2 separate regions of the Homo sapiens genome follow, and region 1 is linked to region 2. The links are chromatin contacts, found by Hi-C or POLR2A ChIA-PET in ENCODE. All regions are on one chromosome and are shown on one strand. The core of a region is the stretch at or near the end of the contact, and the rest is flanking DNA. Distances in the headings are between cores, read along the strand shown. Region 1 holds the start of CMTM1 (CKLF like MARVEL transmembrane domain containing 1). Region 2 holds the start of BEAN1-AS1 (BEAN1 antisense RNA 1).

Region 1 (4,571 bases), core at 1,100-3,599, 90 kb after region 2:
TTTTGAAGATAATACTCATCTTTCTACTGTGAAGAAGGAAGGACCAGGCATAGGATTTACTTTCATTCACTTTTTTACTCATTCATTCATTTACTCATTTCTTAAGTGTACTTTGGCAGGGGCTGACAAAATATAGAGCTGTGCTATTCAGTATAGTAACCATAGTTGCTAGCCACATGGGGCTACTGAGCACTGGAAATGTGGCTAGTCTGAATCAAGATCAGCTGTAAGTATAAAAATACACATTTAATTTCAAAGATTTATTACCCCCAACAAGGAATGTAGAATATTTTGTTAATAACTTTGTTGATTACATGTTAAATGATAATATTTTAGACATACTGAGCTAAATATATTAAAATCTATGACTTATTTTTTTCTTTTTTTTTTTTTTCTGAGACAGAGTCTGTCTCTGTCGCCCAGGCTGGTGGAGTGCAGTGGTGCTATCTCAGCTCACTGCAAGCTCTGCCTCCCGGGTTCACGCCATTCTCCTGCCTCAGCCTCCCAAGTAGCTGGGACTACAGGCATCCGCCACCATGCCTGGCTAATTTTTTGTATTTTTAGTAGAGACGGAGTTTCACCGTGTTAACAAGGATGGTCTCGATCTTCCGACGTCGTGATCCGCCTGCCTCGGTCTCCCAAAGTGCTGGGATTACAGGCGTGAGCCACCGCGCCCGGCCGACTTTTTTCTTTACATTTATAATGTGGCTGTTAAAAAATCTTTAATTATGTGGCTGTGTTACACTGGTGACTCATATTATGCTGCTTTCAGACAGCACTGACTAGAGTGTGAGCCCCGTCCTCAAGTTGCTTAGAGCTTAACACAGGAGACACAAGTGGAAACCGCTGTATATAAGCTGTTGACAGGGAGCTGCATGGTGCAGAAAAGAGGAAACTACCTCTCTGGCAGTGGAATTGCTGTTTGCTGAGAATAAAGGAAAAAAAATGGAAAAGGTTCCAGGTAGAGGAGCCAATAGTGTACAGAGTGCCAGTCATGAAAAGATTGGTAGGAGGTATTCAGTGTGGTCAGAACCTAGGAGGCAGTGGCTTGAGACTCTGGGTGGAAAAGGAGACTGTGAGAGCCATGTCTGGAGCCAGGAAGCCAAACTTCCTGATGACTGGAAGAAGCTGACCAAACAGCATGCAAGGAATGACATCCCCCTCTCCCACCCCAGGCACCAGCTCTCAGATAGCCATCAGAGTGTCTGAAGGCCCCCACGTGTTCTTAGTTATTGTTTTTATCTAATTTTACTTTCTTAAGGTCTATTTAGAATCTCACCCTTTAAGCAGATGTAGCCTAGCCTTTGAGAGTTCACTTTGGATCATCTTATTAACTCCAGTTTTCTGGAGCTACAGTCCCCATGATTTAATATTGAGCTGGTGTTAACTTTGACCTTTTCTTCTGTAGAGTTTGTCAGTAGAGAAGTCAGAGTTGAACACTGGGGTTAGAAATATTAATAACTAAATATCCTCAGTAGGGCTTAAAAGAATACATGCAAGAGCAGGTCAAGAGATAAAAGCAAACAAGTATGGATTTCAGAGCCCACACTGCTTTATTATTTTTCTGCTCACTTAAATTATCTTTTCTCTTTCTATAGGCAAGTATTTAGAAAACTTAGCAATGAGGAGAATAAGATGATCTCTGAAGTCTCTCCATGTTAGTATTAGATGAAGCACAGGGAGCAATCCGAGTACCCTAGCAAGAGAGGAATCTGGTGGGCAGACCACTTAAAACTTGTGTGAATGACAGGAGTGGGGACCATGGTTAGGGCAGTGACACTTGTCTTTCTTTCCAGGTGTTTGCACTTGTGACAGCAGTATGCTGTCTTGCCGACGGGGCCCTTATTTACCGGAAGCTTCTGTTCAATCCCAGCGGTCCTTACCAGAAAAAGCCTGTGCATGAAAAAAAAGAAGTTTTGTAATTTTATATTACTTTTTAGTTTGATACTAAGTATTAAACATATTTCTGTATTCTTCCACATATTTTCTGCAGTTATTTTAACTCAGTATAGGAGCTAGAGGAAGAGATTTCCGAAGTCTGCACCCCGCGCAGAGCACTACTGTAACTTCCAAGGGAGCGCTGGGAGCAGCGGGATCGGGTTTTCCGGCACCCGGGCCTGGGTGGCAGGGAAGAATGTGCCGGGATCCGCCTCAGGGATCTTTGAATCTCTTTACTGCCTGGCTGGCCGGCAGCTCCGAGGTGTGGGGTTGCAGAGATTTTGAGTTCTCGGGCTAGGCGGTGGCATTGCACCCCCTGTGGCAATGAGGGTGGCTGAAGGGCTCGGCTTGTCGGTGGGGCAGCGAGAGCCGGGTGCACGCGCCGGGGAGGTAGCCAACAGCCGTTGGGACGCGACGCTGGTTCCCAGGGGAGAGCCAGCCGCTGCCGCGGCACTGGTTCAGACGGCCAGGCCCTAGGGACCCACCATGGATCCTGAACACGCCAAACCTGAGTCATCCGAGGCACCTTCAGGGAACTTGAAACAACCGGAGACTGCCGCAGCCCTGGCAAGTAGCGGCAGCGTAGTGAGTTCTGTACCCAAGGCACAGCGCAACATCTCAGCGAAGACCGCACCCCGGAAGCACCCCGCAGTCTCAATTCGCAGTGCGCAGTCCGCAGCCGCCGCACGTCCCCAAGGCAGTGAGGGCACCGCACCCTCAAGGAAAGCCACCACACGCCCACCCCCAAAGCCCACACTCCCACCCCCCACGCCCTCTGCACACACTGAATCCAAACTCTTAAATGAGATGGCGATCAAAGAGCGCGTGGAGGGCCGAGCCAAAGTCCCGTACAAATTCAGGGACAGCCTCAAACGTTTCTCCTTCTCGCCCACTGGAATGTTGAAGATCCTGAGACTGGTGAGCGGAGAGCTGGTGAGACCTAGCTGGGCGGATGTGGCCGGCAGTGGCCTCGGGGAAATGCCCACGGGGTGCCAGCTCCAGAAACCTTCCATAATTCACTTTGCCACTCACCTTTGTTTTGCCTCACCTTTCCTCCCCACCACCCCCTGCTCCCCACACACTAAACCTTTCCTACTAAACTTGCCTCTTTTTTTCCCTATTTTTTCTTTTTTTTTTTTTTTTATTATACTTTAACTTACGGGGTACATGTGTAGAACGTGCAGTTTTGTTACATAGGTATATACGCGCCATGGTGGTTTGCTGCACCCATCAACTCGTCACCTACATTAGGTATTTCTCCTAATGCTATCCCTCCCCTAGTCCCCCACTCCCTACAGGCCCCAGTGTGTGATGTTCCCCTCCCTGTGTCCATGTGTTCTCGTTGTTCAACTCTCACTTATGAGTGAGAACATGCAGTGTTTGGTTTTCTGTTCTTGCGTTAGTTTGCTGAGAATAATGGTTTCCAGCTTCATCCATGTCCCCGCAAAGGACATGAACTCATCCTTTTTTATGGCTGCATAGTATTCCATGGTGTATATGTGCCACATTTTCTTTATCCAGTCTATCATTGATGGACATTTGGGTTGGTTCAGTTTCCTCTCACAAAGGAAATTAGGGAAGCAATGAAGATAATAGGAATTTATAAGTTAGGAAACAAAAATAATAGAATCAGTCAATACAAGAGCTGTCGTTTGAAAGTCCTATTAAATTGATAAGCCATTGGCCAACCAAGAAAAAAAGGGGGAAGAAAAGACATATATTTAAAATTAGAAACCAGAAGGGGAAAATAATCACAAACATCAGCAAAACTGAAAGGATCTACAGGAGTACCTTGCAAAATAGATGTGAATAATTGGATGAAATGGTTGATTTTCCAGAATAATGTAAATCACCAAAACTGATCCCAGAATAGGGAAAAATCTAAACAGGGCAATATAAACATAGAAGAAAATGAGAATTTTAGCAAATGAGTATCTTTCAAAAATGTATCAGGCCCAGACCTTTTTACAAGTTAACTCTTTCAAGCCTTCATGGGATATAATTCTGACACTACTCTAACTTTGTCAAAGAATAGAGAAAGAAGAAATAACTTCTGAACTATCTTTACACAATCAGTATAATACTGATAGGAAAACTTGACTGAGTTCAGAAAAAGAAAACGAAGTAGAGATCTCACTTGCATCAGAACAAAATGTCAATCTATTAGCAGATAATATTCATCAGTATTTTTTGAAAATACAATACCACAAGAAAGAAACAGGATGATTCAATATTAAGATTCTATTAAAATAATTCACTGTATTAGAAGTAAAAGTGAAAATGAGATTATATCTATCACATTATAAAAAATTAGGAGATTATGTCACAGAACATGTGACAAAATTCAACATTTGTCCCTGATTGCCAAGAAGGGAGACCAGTAAGATAGGAGTATATAAATATTCCATTGACATTGTAAAAATAAACATTTCAAACTAAGAGTCAGCATATTTAATTAAATATCAGAAGTATTATTTATTAAATGAGGGGAAAAATGATGCCTACACCATGAGTCAATTTTTTCTGAAACCACTAGTCATCATAATTAGGAATGGGAAATAATATTTGAAAAGAGGTGGCCAGGCGCAGTGACTCACATCTGTAATCCCAGCACTTTGGGAGGCCAAGGTAGG
Region 2 (4,522 bases), core at 546-3,045:
AGGGAGGGAGGAAGGGAGGGAGGGAGGGAGGGAGGGAGGGAGGGGAAATAGAGAAGAGAGAAAGAAAGAAGAAAGAGAAGAGAAGAAAGAAGAGAGAGAAAAAAAGGAGAGAAAGAAAAAGGAAAAAGAAAGGAAAGAGAAAGAAAGAAAGAAAGAAGAAAGAAAGGAGAGAGAAGGAAAGAAAAGAAAATTCTGTCATTCTGTTCCATCTTGAGCTTTAAGAGAGATCTGGTGGCTGACTCTGTCTCCTGTCACTTCTGCAGGTTTAGAGCAAGTGACTTCACTCTCGGTCTCTTCATCTGGTGGAAGGGGTAACCACTGCTCTCCTCCCACAGTGGGGTGTGAGGTAGATGAGATCATAGAGATTGAGCACAGCAGGTGCTCATGAGTGCCAGTTCCTCTTCCTCCCTCTCCCAGAGCCTGTCAAGGGGCAGTGAACTTGGAGTGATGTTAAATAATGAACCAAGGTATCGGGGTAAACAGGAGGTTTCAGCTTATGTGAAGTGGGAAGCAGGGCTTCCGGAGTCCTGGACTATTTGGATCTGTGCCGACAGGGAAGTCAGGAGAGAAGGGAAAAGAAGGGATTTGGGAAGTTCAAATGGGAGTGGCGGGTGCAGGTTTCTTTCCAGCTGTCTCTCAGGAGCTCTGCCCAGCTGGATGTCTCAGGTTTGGGGTCTGAGCACCTTAGGGCAGCCTCAGTTTTCCCAAGATGCTCCCCTCTGGGAAGTCCAAGAAAAAGCAGCCCAAGAAGAAAGGGTAGATAGCAGTTTGCTCCAGCTCTAACAGCCCTCAGCGCTGCCCACCCAGTCACTCCTCTCAGGTCCAGGAAGCAGCCCTGACTTTCCCCAGGGATCCCTGTGTGACAGGCACACCTGCTGCCCTGCAGGTGGAACCCTCCCTGAACCCAAAAACCCTTCCCTGGCAATGCTGGCTGGTGGGGCGAAGGGGTACCTGGCACCCAAGCCCAGCAGCCCTGGTTCAACTTCCAGTCTCACCTTGTTGCTGTGTGCTGTTGTCTTTTCTTAGTTTCTTTCCTAAGTTCTTCCAAAAATTCTGTCTCTCAGCTGGTGCCCTGAACAGGAGAAACAAATGGCATTTCAGCTCCTTTTTTACAGCATATGTTATTGACTTCATTTCTCCTAGTAGAAAAGTAATGTGTGTTCATTATAGAAAACCTTAAAAATATAGACAATATAAGAAAAGAAATATAAAGAAATAAATAGGCCAGGCGCGGTGGCTCACGCCTGTAATCCCAGCACTTTGGGAGGCCGAGGCGGGCAGATCACGAGGTCAGGAGATTGAGGCCATCCTGGCTAACACGGTGAAACCCGGTCTCTACTAAAAATACAAAAAATGAGCCGGGCGTGGTGGCGGGTGCCTGTAGTCCCAGCTACTCGGGAGGCTGAGGCAGGAGAATGGCGTGGACCCCGGAGGCGGAGCTTGCAGTGAGCTGAGATCGCGCCACTGCACTCCAGCCTGGGCGACAGTGAGAGACTCCGTCTCAAAAAAAAAAAAAAAGAAAGAAAAGAAAAAAAGAAAAAGAAATAAGGGTCATGATCCTCTGTCATCTGGACAGGGCCACCATCAACGTGTTTGGAATATTTTCTTCTGAGAGCTTTCTCGGTGTCGGTATATAACCCTGGGATTGGAATTGTACCTGCAGATAGAGTTTCATATCCAGATTCTTCCACTCACTATTATATGAAGAGTGGGAAAAAGAGTTTAGGGGAGTGGGAAGAGCAGTCTTTGGGGTTATACAGAGTGCATAAATTACAACTCCATGCTTCACCACGTATGTGACCCTGAGTATCAGCTTCCTTGTCTGTAGAATGGGGATGGCAACTGCGCCACTCACAGCAGAGAAAGGTTATAGCTCCGCCCCTGATGCCAAGCCCCACCCCCAGAGGGGAGGAGGCACCTGGGAGCCCTGGACTGAGGAGACCTCGTGTCTCAGCCACCTTTGCAGCTCCCACTGTTCCCATCCAGGACGATACATGTCAGAAACTGGGCTGTAGAGAGCTTAGCAAGGAGGAGCCAAGACATCCAGCTGCCCTCTGGCCCAACCACTCACTGTGTGTTGTCCTCCAGCAAGTCACCGGGCCTCCCAGAACCTCAGCTGTGGAATGAGAGGATTGTGCTCCAGCAGCATTTCCTAAACAGTGTTACTAGGTCTAAGAAAGGAAGATTCTGAGGTCGAATGCTGGACAGGCACAGTTAAATGTGTTTTTTAGCTGCAGGACTTTTCAGAGCCTTTGATGTCCTGGTGCATGGTAAAAAATGCAGAGGAGAATGCAGTGTGGGGAGCTGCCAGACTCATCATAGAAGCCCCTTTTTTTCCCCAAGATACCTAAAGGGCAGTGAGTGTGGGAGGGCTGATCCCAGAGTTCTCTGAAGCCCTCATTCCTTGCTACTCTCCACCGCATTTTCCATGCCCAGCCCAACTCCACAGCTCAAAGCTCCCTGTTCACACCACACTCTTCTTTCTTATCTCCCTCCTTGGAAAGCTATTCAGTTCCCTCCTCCCGGCCTTCCCCTCTTCCCCTGGTTAAATCCTAGACAAGACTCAGCTGTAGCAGCCCCTCCTCCAGGAAGCCCTCCCTGACTTCCAGACTGGTCAGGCCTGCCTTTACTCCCACAGTCCCAGTAGGACCTCTACCAAAGCTCATGACACACTGCCTAGTGCCAGGTTATCCCCAAAGCAGGCTGCCACCACCTTGGGAGCTGGCCAGGACAGGGCCAGCTCTGCTTCCTCTCTGTATCCCCATGCCCAACACGACAATGGCACCCACATTCTGGAGCTGTCACTGATGGATGAAGGCAGCTGTGCTTGGTGAGGAGAGGAGTGGTCAGGTGGGGAATCAGAGCCTCCATGGCCCCAGGTAGACCTACAGACCCATAAGGACCATCCCTGGATCCTGGTCTGAGGCCCAGGCCGGTGGTCTGTTCCCTGCAGTGTCGGACGAGCACACATACAGCCGCTCAAGCCGCAGGATGCGCTATGCCTGCAGCTCCTCAGAGGACTGGCCCCCACCCTTGGACATCAGCTCTGACGGGGACGTGGATGCCACGGTGCTCAGGGAGCTGTACCCAGATTCTCCACCAGGGTAAGGAGGCCTCATGGGGAAGGGGGCATCAGAGGATGGGGCCCTGGACACAAAGACCCCCCAACTCCATCATGGGAAAGAGTGGCACCTCTGCATGTCGTATAAATGCAGAAAACATCTGCTCAGTGGGCATGGCCACCTCCTCCCCACTCCTGACCAAGTAGGTCCCACTGAGGCAGTGTGACTTAGCAGATATCACCTGGAAGTGCTAGGAAAGGAAGAGACAAGCCCACCTCCTCAGGCTGTTGAGTAGGCATGCCGGGAATGCCCCTGCAGTTTCAGGGGAGGTTCCGTGGCAGCTGTTCTGAATTCCCTGGGGATCTGCTCCTCCGGGTGTCTCCCTCAGGGTGGGAGGGAAGGCCAGAGGAGTATCTGGCTATTTCCGTGGCTGTGGGATCAACTTCCCCCTAGGGAAAAAAAACTGTATTGTGTTTCTATAAATAACACCAGGGACTGGGGGGTAAAGAGGGGACAAGCCCATATGCTGACATCTGATGGCCCCAGGTGCACTCGCTCTGGAAATTGTTTCTTGTATGATCATGAGCAAGTTACTTAATCCCGCTGTGCCTGCTTCTCCATTGTGGAAATGTCCATGTAATAATACCTGCCCCAGCCGGGCGTGGGGGCTCACGCCTGTAATCCCAGCACTTTGGGAGGCTGAGGTGGGGGATCACGAGGTCAGGAGATCGAGACCATCCTGGCTAACACGGTGAAACCCCATCTCTACTAAAAATACAAAAAATTCGCCGGGCGTGGTGGCGGGCGCCTGTAGTCCCAGCTACTTGGGAGGCTGAGGCAGGAGAATCGCTTGAACCCGGGAGGCGGAGGTTGTAGTGAGCTGAGATCGCACCACTGCACTCCAGCCTTAGCGACAGAGTGAGACTTCGTCTCAAAAAAATAATAATAAAATAATAATAATAATATCTGCCCCACAGGATACTCATGAAAATGACACAGAAGTGCCAGTAAAATGCTCAGCAAGGCACTGGCTCTTCCCACCAGTGGTGTCGTTACTATTTCGAGGCCACAGGTGATAACTATCATGCTGAGGAGGACGAGGGGAGGGGATCAGGGAGGATGGGCTGACACAGGAAATCGGCCTTTGTCAAGGGTGTGTGGTGCTTGGGTTGGGAGGAACTGGGACCTTCAGAGATACAGAGGAGGGTGTGACCAGCAGAGGGCACAGATGAGCAAAGGCCCAGAGGCAGGCGAGCACGCGTGTGCCACGCTACAGAGGGCACAGTGGGGTTTGACCTCCTCTCCCCTTCCCCTGCCCTGGCTTTCCAGTCATACCCACCTGGGTTTGAGCCCATCCTGGACGCCGCCCAGGTTGATGCTCTCAGGCATGTCACTGTGGCTCTCAGGGGCTCCATTTCTTTGTTTATGAAATAAGGACAAATAACCCTGCTTCCTGGGTT

Evidence for each region. Hi-C counts contacts between places; a loop is a spot of excess contacts on that map. ChIA-PET counts read pairs that join two places held with the same protein, here RNA polymerase II (POLR2A). Pooled maps may share reads with other maps.
Region 1: a pooled map shows a loop between it and region 2 (2.1-fold over the local background). The contact joins the promoter of CMTM1 here to the promoter of BEAN1-AS1 in region 2. A Hi-C loop is called at or near these places in 21 of 168 maps with a recorded cell type or tissue (B cell, CD14-positive monocyte, CD4-positive, alpha-beta memory T cell and 13 more), 9 of 37 single-sample maps with no recorded cell type and 27 of 50 pooled maps. POLR2A ChIA-PET finds 5 or more read pairs at or near these places in 18 of 52 experiments (A673, CD4-positive, alpha-beta T cell, CD4-positive, alpha-beta memory T cell and 13 more).

The regions. Positions count from the first base shown.
Region 1 is chr16:66,564,090-66,568,660 of GRCh38, forward strand. It overlaps CMTM1 (CKLF like MARVEL transmembrane domain containing 1), which reads left to right and starts at 2,350. Exons shown (of 4, transcript NM_052999.4): 1 at 2,350-2,856. The coding sequence starts at 2,425. It overlaps CKLF (chemokine like factor), which reads left to right. Exons shown (of 4, transcript NM_016951.4): 4 at 1,797-1,979. The coding sequence ends at 1,922. The region is part of intron 2 of CKLF-CMTM1 (CKLF-CMTM1 readthrough); the gene reads left to right.
Region 2 is chr16:66,474,607-66,479,128 of GRCh38, forward strand. BEAN1-AS1 (BEAN1 antisense RNA 1) reads right to left here and starts at 1,796. Exons shown (of 3, transcript NR_109960.1): 1 at 1,658-1,796; 2 at 996-1,072. BEAN1 (brain expressed associated with NEDD4 1) reads left to right here. Exons shown (of 5, transcript NM_001178020.3): 4 at 2,954-3,104. It overlaps LOC124903698, which reads right to left. Exons shown (of 5, transcript XM_047435016.1): 2 at 4,402-4,522; 3 at 3,338-3,511; 4 at 996-1,072. RefSeq lists a silencer at 1,867-1,966 and enhancers at 2,472-3,013, 3,554-4,094.